Regions from separate parts of the Homo sapiens genome. Here region 1 is linked to region 2. Evidence: chromatin loops called from intact Hi-C (ENCODE). Cell type or tissue: IMR-90. All regions are shown on one strand. Links, peaks and the distances in the headings refer to the core of each region. The heading gives the core; the rest is flanking DNA. Region 1 overlaps PRKG1 (protein kinase cGMP-dependent 1). Region 2 holds the start of LOC102724719 (a long non-coding RNA gene).

Region 1 (8,355 bases), core at 211-8,210, 940 kb before region 2:
TTCTGCTAGTAATGTTAGGTTGTTAATTTGAGATCTTTCTAACTTTTTGATATGGGTGTTTAGTACTAGAAACTTCTCTCTTAATACTGATTTAGCTGTGTCCCAGAGATTCTGGTATGTTGTATCTTTGTTCTTATTAGTTTCAAAGATTTTCTTGATTTCTGCCTTAATTACATTATTTTCCAAAAGTCATACAGGAGCAGATTGTTTAATTTCCATGTAATTGTGTTATTTTGAGGGATTTTCTTGGTATTGATTTCAATTTTTACTGCACTGTAGCCCAAGACTGTGTTTGGTGTGATTTTTGTTTTTCCACATTTGCTGAGTACTATTTTATGTCTGATTTTAGAGTGTGTACCATTTTAGAATATGTACCATGTGATGAAAAGAATGTATATTCTGTTGCTTTTAGGTGGAGAGTTCTGTAGATGTCTATTAGGTCCATTTGGGCAAGTATTGAGTTCAAGTCCTGAATATTTTTGTTAATTTTCTGCCTCCATGATATGTTTAATACTGTCAGTGGAGTGTTGAAGACTTCCACTATTGTTGTGCAGGAATTCACATCTCTTCATAAGTCTCTAAGAATGTGCTTTGTGAATCTGGGTGTTCCTATATTGGGTGCACATATATTTAGATAGTTAGGTCTTCTTGTTGAATTCAGCCCTTTACCATTATATAATGCTGTTCACTGTCTTTTTGGTCTTTGTTGGTTTAAAGTCTATTTTGTGTGAAATTACAGTTACAATCTCTGCTTTATTCTGTGTTTTCTTTGCTTTGTATATTTTTCTTCATCCTGTTATTTGGAGCCTAAGAATGTTATTGTATATGAGGTGGGTCTCTTGAAGACAGCATAACATTTGGTCTCATTTCTTTATCCACCTTGCCACTCTGTGCCTTTTAAATGGGGGCATTTAGCCTGTTTACACTGAAGGTTAGTTTTGATACATGTGGATTTGATCCTGTCATTGTGATGGTAGTTGTTGATGTTAAATACAGACTCTTTTTTGTGGTTGCTTTATAGTTTACTTGTCTGTGTACTTAAGTGTGTTTTTGTACTTGCTGGTAACGGTCTTTCCTTTCCATAGAGCTTCCTTCAGCAGCTCCTGTAAGGCAGGTCTAGTCGTAACAAATTATTTCACCATTTGCTTCTCTGAAAAAGGATCTTATTTCTCCTTCACTTATGAAGTTTAGTTTGGTTGGACATGGAATTCCCGGTTGGAATTTTTTTTTCTTTAAGAAAGCTGAATACATGTCCCCAATGTCTTCTGGCTTGTGGGTTTCTGCTTAAAAGTGCACTGTTAGCCAGATGGGGTTCCCTTTGTAGGTGATCCACCCCTTCTCTCCAGCTGCCTTTAACATTTTTTCTTGCATTTTGACCTTAGAGAATGTAATCATTATGTCACTTAGGAATGATCTCCTTATGTAATATCTCACAGGGTTTCTTTGCATTTCCTAGATTTGAATGTTGGCCTCTCTAGCAAGGTTGGGAAAGTTTTCATGGATGATACCTGAAATATGTTTTCTAAGTTGCTTGTTTTTTCCCTCTTTCAGGGACATCAGTGAATCATAGATTTGGTCTTTATATGTAATCCCATATTTCTTGGAGGATTTGTTCATTATTTTTCATTCTTTTTTCTTCATTTTGGTCTGACTGAGTAATTTCAGAGGGCCAGTCTTTGAGCTCTGAAATTTTTTCCTCAGCCTGGTCTATTCTGCTGTTAATAACATTTGCATTATGCAATTCTTGTGTATTTTTCAGCTCTATCAGATTAGTTTGGTTCTTTCTTATAATGGCTATTTTGTATATCAGCTCCTGTATCATTTTATTATGATTCTTAGATTCTGTGGATTGAGTTTCTACATTCTCCTGAATCTTGATGATCTTCATTCCCATCCATATTCTGTATTCTATTTCTGTCACTTCGGCCATTTCAGCCTTGTTGAGAACCCTTGCTAGGGAACAAGTGTGGTCATTTGGAAGAAAGAAAGTGCTCTGGCTTTTTGAGTTGCCAGAGTTGAACGAGTTCTTACACTGGTTCTTTCTCATTTATGTGGGCTGATGATGTTCCTTCAATCTTTGAAGTTGCTGTCTTTTTGATAGACTTGTTTTTTTTGTTTGTTTGTTTGTTTTGTTTTCTTTTATCTTATTTGATGCCCTTGGGGGTTTGATTATGGTATAAGGTGGGTTCAGTTGACTGGCTTTGATGCTAGTTTGCTACTGTGTCTTAATGACACCTCTGATTATTCTCCCCATGCTTCAGTTCTTCTTCTCGGTGTTGTGGTCCAAGGGCCTCCTCAGGCAGATAAGCCATATCCTTGCCAGGTTGGCCCTGATCTGCATCTGTGTGCTTCCTGTGAAAACATGAGGTTGCAACTGACCACAGAGTTTAGGTGGAAGCAGGACTGTCAGGTTGGAACCTCCAGCATGTATGGCTCATTTGGCTATGGGAGGTAAGATTGGTGGACCTGCCCACCCTGACATCTGGATGTTTCTAGAGCAACAGAAGACTGCATCCCTCAGCAAATTCAGGCAGAAGTAGAACCACTGGGCTAGAAACTCTAACAGTCATTGCTCACCTGGCTACCAATGGCAGGGGTGGGTGGAAATGCCCATGTTACTGTCCATGTGCTTACTGGGACAACAGCGAGCTGTGCCCACCAGTTGAGTTCAAACAGAAGCAGGCCACAGGGCCAGAAGCTCTAGCATGCAATGCCTGCCTAACTACCAGTGGCAGGGTTGGGTGGGGTCACACACTTTGCTGTCCAGGTATTTCTCAGGACAATAGGAAGCTCCACAGCCTTTTAAAAACATGGGCACTGGCTGGTCACTGGGTGGTTCATGACTGTAATCCTAGCACTTTGGGAAGCTGAGGTGGGCACATCACTTGAGGCCAGTTCGAGACCAGCCTGGCCAACATAGCAAAAATCCGTCTCTACTGAATGAAAAAAAAAAAAAAAAAAAAGATGGGCATTACCCTTTCATTCATCCATAAGCCACATTGCTATATTGTATAAGTCACAAATGCCACATTGTCATATATGCCATTTCTCCAGGGTGGTATTAATGAAAAGAAAAGGCAAGCTTCAGGGTATAGAAAATAACTTAAGCAAACCCTTATAGAGAGCTTGCCTATCAAAAGTCCTGTAACACATGAAATAAGGAAGAAAATATATTTTGTTGGCTCCTAAAACTATAACTGAAAGGAAGGTGAAGGGGGATTTAGGCAAACTCATATTGATAATGATTAAATTTTTAAAAAATCATATTTCTTTTTCTTTTATTTTTTGGAGACTGGGTATCAGTCTGTCACCTAGGATGGAGTACAGTGGCATGATCACAGCTCACTGCAACCTCGACCTCCTGGGCTCAAGCAATCTTCCCACCTCAGTCTCCCAGTGTGCTGGGATTACCGGCATGAGCCACTGCGCCTCTAAAACTGTATTTTAATTTCAAAAATAGAACATGCTGAATGAATAATATGGTAACAATAGCAGCAAATTAAGTAAATTATGAACGTTTCCCCCCTACCACTTCCAGGTCACTCTGCAACACTAATCTCCTCTCCTTGAGCAAGACCTCACAAAACAGTCCCAAATATGACATTCCATGCTATGCATTTTTAAGGAAAATTAAATTAACTCCCTAACATACATAAGAATCATATTCGTTAGATGCTGTTCACACATTATCCAGTAGATGGGGATCTTTTGTCTAGATGGGCTCTGGGAGGATAGATTCAGTCCCAGGAGATGCTGAAGAGAAGTAATGATACTTCAGTTTTTAGCTAAGAATTAGTGTTGTCTTATCATCTTTATCTTGTTTTAATATATTTTAGGAATTTCTACCTGTTTATCAACATGCAGTTGACATTATTATTGTTTTCAACAATGCAAGTAACTCTTGCCTTCCTTCTTTCTTCTAATATTTATTTGTGCCAGAATTTTACTAGCATTTGAAAATATAATTAAAAACAAACACACACAAAAACAAAAATACCTGCCATCCCGGAGTTTACAGCCAAAAAGTGGTTTGTGAGGAGAATATCATTTTGAATAGAAACATCTAGAAGTTTACAAATTCAATGTCTTCTTAAAACACTTAGAGGAAATGACAAAAGTAGAGATAATTAATATGAATAGTTAATTTATTGAATGCTTATTACGTGCAAAAAGCTATACTAAACATTATATATACATTCAACTCTCATAATCTTATAACCTAGACAGTTATTGTTATTCACATTTTACAGATGAGAAAACTGACAGAGAGGTTAAATGACTTTCTAGGGCCACAAAGTAACTAGATTAAGGAGCTGAGCTACCAGTGCAGGAAGTCTGACTTCAGAGCCTACTCATGAGCACTAAGCTACAAAGAAGGATTCAGAGGGACATAGATGGGCTGCAGAAATATGAGAGGAAAACCAGGATTGATTGAGGAATTGTTTCTCTAGGTTATTATTATCTCTCTGTGTCTCCTATATGTATCCATAACAGCTTGTGGATTGCTCAGCTAGAGAAAATGTCAGCTTTCTCTTCTGTAGCTTCCCCAGACGGATATTCCTGACTCTTCGTCTGGTTCGTATCTGGGTTCTGAGAGTCTGACCAGCATCAGATCTTTGGAAGGTGTTCAATAATGTTTGCTGAATAAATGTATATATGAGAAAGACACAACTGTTGGGAGGGGCAAGAAAAGGACAAAAAAGATGAGCACAAGACTCCAAAACTTCTTTACTGTTGCTGTTCTTACAATGTTTCATAGCCAAGTTGTTTCCCTCATGACTTTCTTAATCCTACTTCTATTTTACCTACATGATTGAACACCTGGATTTGCAAAGGAGAATGGAATTTGAGGATAATGAGATTTAGACTAAAAAGAACACAAACTCAAAATAAATGAATCAAGAAATTTCAGAAAGCTGCATCATAGGTCATATAGGGAACTGTAAATGTGTTATAATTGAGGAAACTGTATTTCAACAAGGTTAATTCACTTTCTTAAGGGCACCAGTTAATTAGTGGCACAGCCAAGATCCTATCTCTTAAAAGTAGCACTGTCCTTCACTCAGTACACAGTGTAGTTTGGTCATAAAAAAAGAATGATACCGGGATGGAACCAGGAAAGAAGAGTTTGCAGGCTTAAACACCATGCAAGGAGGCATTTGGTGAAAGAAATGCAGAGACAGAGTTGAGAACGGTAAATGAGACACAGCCAGAATAAGATTCATAAACAAATAACCACTATGCACTAAAACCACAACCTCACATGTCATACTAACTTTCGCTAACTCAAATTCTATTATGTTTACTCTCACACTTTTGCTGGATTGTGTAGAAAAAAAAATATTTTAATTGGTACACTGAAAAATGCCTCCAACTGTAACCATATATGTCAAGAGAGCTGAAAAAGTGCAAGAAAAAACTGCTGCTGATGATCTTTCATAGTGTTTTTAGTATTTACATGAACAGCATAGGGTGTTAACATTTATATCTTGATGTATTATAAACTCATCTTTTACATCTTCCCTAGTTCTTTGTCCAAAGGCACATGCTGTGAAACCCAAAGAAAAGAAAAGCTGCCACTCAATAATTAGTAATATAAAAACTCAGGGATAGATTCTCTCCTTAACTGGAGCAATCTTGAGGGTGAGTCACCTACACAATGGCACATTATTTTGTTTTATTCTACGTCAACAGCACAGTGCCATTGAGTGGATCCGTGTTAACATTTCTCAGAAAGAAAGGAGGGAAGGCAAGAAAAAAGGAAGAAATGAAGAAAAGGAGGCACCAGTGTGTTATAAGACAAACCATCACAAAATAGTAAGAAGAAAGCATTAACCAAACTCTGAGTGGAAACAAAAAGTATTCCCTCAAATTGTGTAGATACTGTATAAAGCTTAAGAAGTGATGACAAAAGCAGACAGGCTTAATTTGTCAAAACCAGAAATGTGCCTAATAATAAACAGAATTTGCAAAGAACTTGTTATGTAATCCATCACTGAAAAAGAAGGCAGTATTAAAAATATAAATCTGAGCTTGTCTTTTGCCAAGTAATTGGATAATAGGATTATAATCCTTCAAATTAAAACTGGTCTTGAAATAATTGATCACAAATGTAGAAAGAATAATATTTCTTGGGAATACTTGTGAAGAGATGGGAAATGGGTTTATAGATCTCACTGATAGTTATTAGCTTAATTTTTCCTTTCCTTTTCATGGATCATATACAATTCTTATTTCATGGTTGCTGTTCTTTTTTCCATACCAAAGGAAGAGAATCAGCCCCAACTTCACATGTGTTTTGTGTAACCATTTACTCTAGATTTAAACAGTTTAAAAGATGTATGAGGTGAAGTAATATTAAGACTGTCCATTTTATAGTTCTAAATTCCATACGTTAAGAATCAAGAATCTTAATAATAAACAGGAGTTCATACCAAGTAAATATGGGTGGTTGAGATGACAATTCTGTACATTTAAACAATGGTGGTAGAGGTTATTTTTATTTCCTTTTACTTCTATTTTTGTTTCAATACATTTTTAAGTATTTACTTTTGCTACTCAGGACACTTTAAAAGTCTGCTATTAAGATAGAGAGTCTTATATTTAAATACCACTTAACAGATTTTTAGGGAAAAAAAATGACTGAAGGAAAAAAAATCCCTCATCTATAAATTCCTAAAAAAGAGGCAAAAATTTTCAACAAGTTTTACTGAGGTATGACTGACAAAAAAAGTTGTATATGTTTAGGATATACAATGTGATGTTTGGATGTAGGTATATACATTGTAAAATGATTACCACAAGCTAATTAACATATGCATCACCTCACATAGTTATGTTTTTTTTTTTTATGGTGAGAACACTTGAAATATCTCTTAGCAAATTGCAGTGTACAGTACATTATTAACTATAGTCACCATGTTGTACATTAGGTCTCTGTATTTATTCTTCTTATAACTGAAGTGTCCATCAACAGATGAATGGGTAAAGAAAAGTTATACACAATGAAATATTATCCAGTCTTGAAAAAGAAGGAAATCCTGTCATTTGTAAAAACATGGTTGAACCTGCAGGACATTATGCTAAGTGAGATAAGCCAGACACAGAAAGACAAATACTGCATGACCTCACTTAAATGTGGAATCGAAAAAAAAACTTTGAACCCACCGTAATAGAGAGTAGAATGGTAGTTACTAGGTGTTTGGCAGGGAGAGGAGATATAGTTCACAGGGTACAAAACTTCAGGGTACAACTCAAAAAATTGAAGTCATTTTTTTGAGTTGCTCAAATTTCAGATTCTTGTGATGGCTTTTAAGCTGTTACATTATTAAAACTTTTTGACTTTTTGGTTGTAAAGGGATTTTATTACATTGAAGTGATTAGTAGCTGGAAGACAAATTTCATTTGATACTCTGGCAATTAAGATCTTCTTTAAACCATTTTTGCTTACTAATTCAATGTGTGAGAGTGTGTTTTTATGTTCACGAATATTTTAACAACAACAAAAAAGAAAAAAACCCTATGGTGTTGTTGAATAAGTAGAAGAGATAGAAGAAGAGAAGCAGTTAGAAGATGTCAAGTTATAAGAAGTCCAGTCCTTCTAAGATCTCTGAAAGGGTGCTTTCATTCACAACCAATTCTGTATTACCCAAAAGAACTCTAACTCAAACTACGCACCACAATATTTCAACAAAATACAGGCCATGTTCGTGTAAATGCCAATCTTGATTTCTCACCTTCTATATTTAGATTCCCATTGAGTAGCTCAAGAAAAATGCATGTGTAGAGATGAAAATACACAATAAATAAGATTATCACCTTGAAGTATTAAAATACTTCTTTTAATTTACAGAAACATTTCAATCATCTGTTGAAATTATATATATATATTGCTGTCTCACTCATTTTTGATATCTCCAATGTTTATGTATAGTCTACGAAAAACAATAATGCAGTTTCCTTTTTCATAGCACTTATCCTCTCCTGCCTTCTAATGTCCTATCATAAAACAATGCAGCTAAACAGAAGTCAAATATGTATCATCCTGAGCTCTGCTTTTTTATTATCTCCCATAAATGTGGAACTGCATTTTATCTGAGATTTTATTTGAAAAAAATGTAATGGAAAGGGTGTGAGTGAACTTTATGGAACAACAATAAAGGAACAAAACATGAAAATGCATTAAAAAATCAGAAAGGGTTATAATATTCCATAGTACATTAAAAAGCCAAATTGAAACCTTTTATTGGACTAATATAAATTCGAAAATTTTTCCTATGCCAAACTTCTGATCCATATTCTGCCTAACTTCATTATTCTTTAGTCTTGCTATTATTGTTGTTTAACTTTGTTTAA
Region 2 (8,355 bases), core at 219-8,218:
AGTTTTGCTCTGGTCACCCAGGCTGAAGTGCAGTGGCGCAATCTCAGCTCCCTGCAACCTCCGCCTCCTGGATTCAAGTGATTCTCCTGCCTCAGCCTCCGGAGTAGCTGGGACTACAGGCACCCGCCACCACGCCGGCTAGTTTTTGTATTTTTAGTAGAGACGGGGTTCACCATGTTGGCCAGGATGTTCTCGATCTCTTGATCTCGTGATCTGCCCGCCTTGGCCTCCAAAAATGCTGGGATTATAGGCATTAGCCACTGTGCCCAGCCATCTCGTTCATTTTTAAAGTGAAAACAAATATTTTAAATACGTTTTTCATTGATGTTTTAGAGTTTATTTAGGGTTTAAATGGGGTTACTTAATGTTTTTGAGCAGCACAAAGAGAGAAGGTTCTTCCTCATTTGTAGAAAGTCTGTCTACATGTACAAAGGAAAATAAAAACTAAAACACTTTCCCCAAAAATAAAAAAACCAAAAATATTTAGGCATTTTGGAAAAAAGTGAGTTTTTTTACACTAAATTATGTAAATACTTATCAGTATTTAAGCTGGCATATCTAAATGCAACTATAGGATGTATACACATTACATTTTCATTTTAAATTTACATCTCATGATATAAAATCTGTTCCAGGATGAATCTGATATTGAGAGTCAGGAATCTGTTATAACAAACACAAATAGAGTAAAAAGCTGAAAAGACATGACTTTTACAATTGACTTTAAAAGGTGTTCAAGGAATAGAATATATTTAGTTATCTCAGGCTGTGTTATTTTTTTAAATTGACTTCCCCTTAAATGCTTTATAATTTCATATGCAAAATCCAGGATTCTAGCCTTTTCTCTTTCATTTTTAAAGTAAAAATAAATATTTTAAGTATGTTTTTCAATGATGCTTTTGACCAGCTGTTTAGATCTTGAGCGACCAGGTTTCCATCTCAACCTTTTGAGTGTTTCCAATATTTTCTTAAACATCTTCTGCGTTGTACTTAGTAAATGCTGGAAATAAACCCTATGTGAAAAATCAAAGTCCTGCAATTACGTCTTAACAGACAAATTATCTTTACTAAGTGTCATGTAGTAAACTTAATTGGCTAAATTACAAGATCAAAGATCAGGCACAAGTCTACTTTCTGCTAATTAGGAAGTGTCTACCTCAGATTCCTTCAGGGATAGAGTAGAGGAGAATGGCTTGATCTGAGCCCTGCCCCACTGCCTATCTGAGATGAAGCTTTGACATTAGATGCTAACAGTTAGAACAATGCAATTTTGAAGGAACTGACTTCATACTCTAGAATTCCAGAAACAACTCACAACCTGTTTTTCAGCAGTCTTCCTTTTTCATAACTTTAATAGAAGCAAAGTTCTACTGGTAGCCAGACCAAACTGTGGCCTGTTGAACTCCAACATGCTCTTTAGTCTTGCACCCAATCCTCATAATTGAGAATAAAAACTGACATGCCTTCCTTAATGGATTCTCAGAATCATTTAATGAGCTATTCCAATAAAGTAGCTTTATTATAATACTGGCTATTCAAAAATAAATCTGTAGAATTTGTCATCCTTCACTAAAAACATAATTAGCCCAAAAGAACTGTGCTAATTTTATCCACTTATCCATTCCACTGACACTGTATTTCCTGGAAGAATCTTAAGTTTTGAAATTTTCTTCTGTCATTTCATGTGTATATCTTGAATGGGAAAAAATAAACAAACAAATATATAGCTGAGCCTTTCAGGAGACAGAAGCTTCCTCTGGCAGAAGATTGCTAAAAGTAACAAGTCCTCCTAGGAATCTAGATTTTAAAGCTATTACTGGCAGACATGACGGTCTGTTCTAAGTTGCTAATCATAATCAAGATCACAAAAAATTAACTAACTTCCTTGACTTCTTAATGCATGATAGGTATTGTTCATACAACCCTATAAGTTCAATATTATTAATATTCTATTAATATTAGAGAAAATGGAGTCACAGAATCATTCACCTAATCAATGGCAAAGACTGGCTTCATATCCAGACTAGGTGATGTAGAGCTGAGGCCCCTACCCCTCATTACTTTCTGCAGAACTTATAAGTGTTGCTACTGTCCTATTCTGTATCCAGAGAGAGAAGAGTGTCTTTAACATCAACTTGCTTGACTTAGGGGTCAGGGAGGTGAAGAGGACAAATTTGGAAAATCCTGAAAGAGCAGCAACAAGGTTTTCAAAAAGTTCCTTTTCACAAAACAGTCCTGTCTTTATTTCAACAAGATTACATTCTGGCTCAGGGTAAGTAACTTGAACCCATTTGCCAGAGATTGTACTAATCCTAAAATTGCTTGAAATTGTCCTGTCTTTAAAACTAAAAGTTCTAAGAATCTTCCAGTCTCGGGCAAACCAGGAGAGTTGGTCACCCTATTCAATTCAAAATATCTGAGCTTCTCTAGTTTATAAATATTTTCAAATTTTGCTTTCCACATTACTGATAGAAAAGTAAAACCAAGGAAGATCTGTAATGATAATACCTATTATTTTAGGCACATTACAAACCCACTTATACATTACTTTGTGTTAATATGTTTTAGGAAAGCAATCATCCTATTGCAATGAATAATAATGCACAACCGGAACTGTCTTTGGACTATAAAGGGGGATGAGTCAGACAATAGAATTTTAATTATACTTTGATAAATTAGACAATAATTCAAGGATCCCTTTTTGCTTTATTGTTTTTACAGAAACTGGAACTTACATTGATTCCCTGTGAATTAAGTACAGGGATTCAAGTGCCTGCTATTTTATTAATTCCTATAGAACTAGTTTTATAATTGTGTTTAGTGGATAGATTTGGCCATAAGGAATATATATTTACATGGATATAAGTAAAAATTGAAATAGTTTGGCTGTTTTCAAGTTATACTATTTCAAATGGTAAGTTCTGCGTAGAAAAGAAAAAAATAATAAACCATTAATGATGAAAAACTTACTGCAGAGACTTGGAAAGTAACAGCGTACTGTACCATAATTGCTAATGTACTTAGCATTTAATACTGAATTAGTGTCATGCTTAATATTAGGTGAAATGAATTTTTATAGTCCCCTTCTTAAGATGACGGGAAGTTATTATTGGGTCTCAGGCTAAACTAGTTCTCATGAAAACTCATGAGCTATCTAACAAAATGAATATTTATTTGTACTCTTTAGTCAGCTGCTCATTTACAATAGCCAAAAGAAAAAAAATCAAGAAAAATATTAGGTTTTTTGTATTTTGAAATAAGTGTAAAATTTTTAAATGCATAAAATAGAATTTAAAATGCTTTATTCACAAGACACCATTTTACTGCATTTGAAGCGTAATGAATATGTACATGAGCATGCAACATACCTGTATGATAAATAAGTTAGAGTTGCTCAGTTCCATTTCAGTGATTCTTCTGGTATATTAAATGTGCATCTTTTACTAAGGTAAATCATCAATATTTTCCACAAAATATTCTAAAGTATTTTTAAAAGTAATTTTGATTCTGAAAACAGATTTGATATTGTGGGGCTTATAGAATAGCTCTCTAGTCCATGATTTGTCTTTTTTGCTGTTGTTTGTATTTTAACTAGTATTTAGCAGTTGATATAACTTGGCCATTTTCTTCTTACAGGTTTTGTAACCAAAATTTAAAGTAAAGAAAACTGAAGTTTTGCTAGCAAACTCTTTAAAAATAATAAGGTAAGAAAATACTAAAGATGTAAGAAGGACAATGAAATAGAAATTTGGGTGAATTGAATTTTTATTAGTAGGTCAAATGACTGCATTGGGCAAGAGAAAGATGTCAAGAAATTTATTTACATTGTGAGAATGTCAGTGATTCAAGGGAGAGGGGGCTTTGCAGGCAAAAAGACATAGTAGGGAAATACATGGAGATCTCCACTCTCATTAACTTAATGGGCATGTAAATATCACCTAGCTTCAAATTAAGGAATCTTCAAATTGTGACTTTTCTATAATCATCATGAGATGGAAATCCAGAAATCCACTTTTCTAACGACAGGCAAATGAAATAGTAGGCTAGTAAAGCAAATGGATATCATTCCAGGGCCAAGATATTGCCACGTATTATTCTTGAAACAAGGGTAGAAGCCCCAGGCTGGGGCCCAGGAGATGCATACATTCACTATGTATTTGTAACTAACTACAACATTATCATTGGCCTTGCCTAATGTAGGTTTTTAGAGAAGATTCAGTAATTCCTTCATGGTCTAGACTGGATTTTTAAAAATTCATTATTGAAAGCACAGGCATTTAATCTGGTAGGTAAAGAATAAATATTAGTGTTCCAGATTTAAACTTAAAAGACAAATGTTCAAACACCTATATAATGAAGAAGTTACCCAAAGCAGCAATATCTAAAGTATCATATAGTTTCAATGCACCATATAAATAAATGTACAATAGGAAATTTCACACTTTTTTGATATTAGCACAAAATAGTGTCTGTCTAGAGTCACTGTATTACATACAAATTTTTTACTCAAAGAGTTAATGTAGAGAGTCATTATGGAAAATTCATCTAATTTTTCCCCAGATTATAATACAGCCAAAATTCTAATCATCTAGTTTCTTTAGAAAATCATCTATGTTGACTACAACTTTTAAGTGGAAAAAATAACAGGGAAATCTTCACAATGTTTATTTGTGGAATATTAAAAGCAATTGCTGCTGTTAGGAACATAGAGAACTTAGTGAAAATTGCTTACTTTCATTTTCCAGTTTCCACTGGTTAGACCCTCCATCAGAAAACAGCAAGTAATATTCTCTCAGCAGTCACAGAACTAAAACTTACCTAAGATAACAGTGTTTCCATGTTTGGTCTATTTTTTAGTTTACTTTATGCCACTCTCAAGGGCACACACAAATAACATATATATATATATATATATATACACACATACATACAAACACACAAACACAGATAATTAAAGGAGCGACAGCAACATATGCCATGGCTTAACATCCCATCCTATCCCACCTCCCACAGAAAAAAAAAGCAAATGTGTTAGCTATGATGTGAATGTCTCCCCCAAAGTTCATATGCTGGAAACTTAATCCCCAGTGCACCAAGATTGAGAGGTGGAATCTTTTAAGTGGTGATTCTTTCAAGAAAAAAAAGTAGTTGTATAAAGACACATATTTTCTAGAAAATATTCAAAGTGACAGGAAGAAAACATAGTTATCATGGATCTTAAGCAGGCAAATATGTTGTTCTAAGAGGAGTGTCAAAGAAAGCTCTGCTAGCAACCAGGCGACTCTAATGCAGGGCTTCCCTCAGAATGTGAACTAAAGAACACTACTTCCTTAAAATGGTAATAAATGTAATGAAAAAGGGTTTCATGGTCAAAAATGTTTGGGAGAGATTGAGAAAAATGTAAGAAAAGAGATTTCTTTCAGTATTAATATCAGTACTTTTAACATTCCAGTATGTATTATGAATTTCCAAAATAAATATACAGTAAATACATAAAATATTACATACTGTATATACCATGTAAATAAATGGTAAATATATACATTGTTTAACAACTAAACCTTCCTTCTTCTAATACTTTCAGTGTTGAACCTGAGTATTCATGGCATTTAATACTTTAAAAGTCAGTTAGACAATTTAATAGAAAGTACAAGCATTTTCTCCATTTGTGAAATCCCCTATTGCTATCTACATACACAGCAATATCTGAGACAAGAACACACAGTTCTCGTCCCACAAACAGTACTGTCAACTACTCACATCTCCCCTTTCAAACCACAATTTGCCCAGCCTGTGGCCACAGCCAATGACATGACAGAAAACCATGAACATATAACAAATTTGGTGCCTACAGGAAGGATTAGCCTTGCCATTTGATCCATAATCAATTTCCTCCCTTTAAAATTAGACTGGGTCACAGGATTATTGCTTAGGTTGTGAAAATGTTCAAGGAAGGACTACAATGGGATCAAAATAAGGTAGAGCATTTGATGAGTAATTAATTACCAAAGTGTTACAGTGATCCTTTAGTTCTTTAAGTTCTCCAAGCATTAAGCAATTACGTCTTAACATTTCATAGCTTCCAATGGGAATTCTCTTTTTGCCCGTGAAGACCTATTCTCAACCCCTTTCACTGCCTTCAAATCCTAGCCCTATCACTTCCCCATTACCGCCTCTCATCTCTTGAGTCATTTATTCAATAAATCTTCAGTTCTTCCCTAAAAAAACTCTCTCTGATAATCCTTCAGAATCATCCCCATAATGTTTTCCCTTCTAAAAGCACTTTATCACAATGCATAATTATATATTACGCATTCTAACCCTAACACTAACCCTAATATTTGCATAAATATTTGTTAGATAGATACATCTCCCATTAGACTGTAAACTATGAAAGCAAAGAATTATGTCTATTTTGTTCATCAACACCTAGAACAGGAAGGCGCTCACTATACTGGCTAATTGCGTTGAATAAATAAAGGTAGGAGTAAATACAGTCAACAATTATTTATTTAAAATGCAAAACACACCTCTCTGATGGAAAAGAATCAAAAGGGAAAACTTTTCTGTTTATTGATGGTGTTGTGTAATATTTAATAAATCAAACATATCAGAGGCTTAGTTTAAGCCTTTCTGTATGTAACAAATCAAATATATCAGAGGCTTAACTTTAAAATGGGTTTTCTTTTATGGAAAAAAAATACATCCCTATTTGAACAACATATTTGCCTGTTTAAGGCCCATGGTAACTATGTTTTCTTCCTGTCACTCTGATTTTTTTTTCTAGGAAATAATGTGTCTTGATATCCAACTACTTTTTTCAACTCTCTCAATGCACTTTTAAATCACCATAATCTCACCTTCTTTCTTACTCTTAGGCTTATAATATGTTGTCTTCAAGGTACAGTGCTCTTTTATGTAACACTGGCAATGTCTACAGGATCAACAGTTTTGCAATTTCTTTTTTGTTTCTTCCACAGTTCCAGCTACTCTTCCAAAAGCTGACTGCTTTATTTGGAGTTGGCCTTCTTTACTAGTGCTTCTTAATACATACATCTTGTAGAAAACTATTCATACCATTTGACATTATTTCGAAAGCAGATGCTTTCAATTAATATACTTAATAACTTCTGTGATTATTAACCAATGCTTGTGTCCTACCTGATCATTTATAATTTGAAAGTTAAGATTTAAACAAAGTTCAAGAAGCAAATTTACCTCCATCTGCAAAATTCCTTCACTAACTTAATTCTTAACATACATATATTATTTCCCATCTCCCCTCCCTTGTTCTTGCTTTGCTTTCTCCATAGAATGTCAGAGTAGGCCCTAGATATAAAATCATAAGCTTAACATCACAATCAATTGAATATGAAAGTGCTAACCTTTGGGAATTAGCAATAATTATAAAGTCACAATGCTATGTTAAATAGTTGTTCAATTAAATCAAAAGACAGGAATATATGGTTTGTTAATGCAAAAAAGAAAATTTCTCAGGTAGATGTTTTCTGTAATTTTAAAAAGTCAGAAAGAATACTTCGTAAGCCCTTCAAATTTATTAGACTTGAATATAGGTCTTGAAAAAGTAATTGTTGTCAACCTTAAAAAAACCTAAAGACAAGCCGTTCCTATGAGAAAATAAAACAAATCCTTATCTATTAAAGAGTCAAATTTGAAGATAAAAAGTCAAAGCCTTGCATATATACATCCCAAAAATCTTTATAAATTAAGCTTTTAACTGCAATGTTATAATGCTGCTTCAGTGTCTAAACAGAAATCTAAGTTTCTGATTCATAACTGTGTGAAACTTCTAGATCTTCAACAAAACCTTAGCATTAATAACCATGTGAATGTAAAAACCCTCTTGGCATTGCATCATTTATCTTTAGTGGTTTTAATTAGATTTTTCCTCTCACAAACTGGGAGTCTCATGAGGCAGTCATCAATATACCTAATCCTTTTGGAAGCACCATTTCCCAAGAGGAAAAACATATGTAATTAAAATTAATAAAGCTCCACAACAGAAAAATGTCATGTTGATATGATATGCCTTTCTATATGTAGAAAATATATTCTTTATTCAGTTAAAAATAATATTTTTAGCAAATAGTTTCTGATTGAGATTTAAATGTTTCATTTTTTAAAAGTACAAGGTAAAGCAAAGCATCACATGACAAGAGAAATTTGTACTCCTTCTTTACATGACTCATTTTATTTCAAATACACTTCCATAGTGTACAGCTTCAACAAACAGTACATTCTTCAAATTTATCTCTCAGCCATTAAATACTAATTTCTAATGACTAAAATACAGAACTAAAGGTACAATTGCACCCTCTACTGTCCAAATGTTCT

The links. Hi-C counts contacts between places; a loop is a spot of excess contacts. Peaks named below come from ENCODE experiments on the same cell type or tissue, not always from the same donor. Only the 100,000 strongest peaks of a DNase experiment are listed, where the experiment ranks them.
Region 1: it touches region 2 in a loop (3-fold over the local background); 17 of 110 quality-filtered maps call a loop at or near these places.

What each region holds. Positions count from the first base shown.
Region 1 is chr10:51,999,860-52,008,214 of GRCh38, reverse strand. The region is part of intron 5 of PRKG1 (protein kinase cGMP-dependent 1); the gene reads right to left. Among named protein-coding and RNA genes, the nearest start is that of CSTF2T, 300 kb to the right of the region's middle. In IMR-90, for the core only: a CTCF peak has its summit at 3,697; a DNase peak (open chromatin) is centred at 3,714.
Region 2 is chr10:51,063,834-51,072,188 of GRCh38, reverse strand. It overlaps LOC102724719 (a long non-coding RNA gene), which reads left to right and starts at 3,637. Exons shown (of 2, transcript NR_120678.1): 1 at 3,637-3,704. It also overlaps a transcript of PRKG1 not described here. In IMR-90, for the core only: no CTCF peak of the experiment used is centred there; no DNase peak of the experiment used is centred there.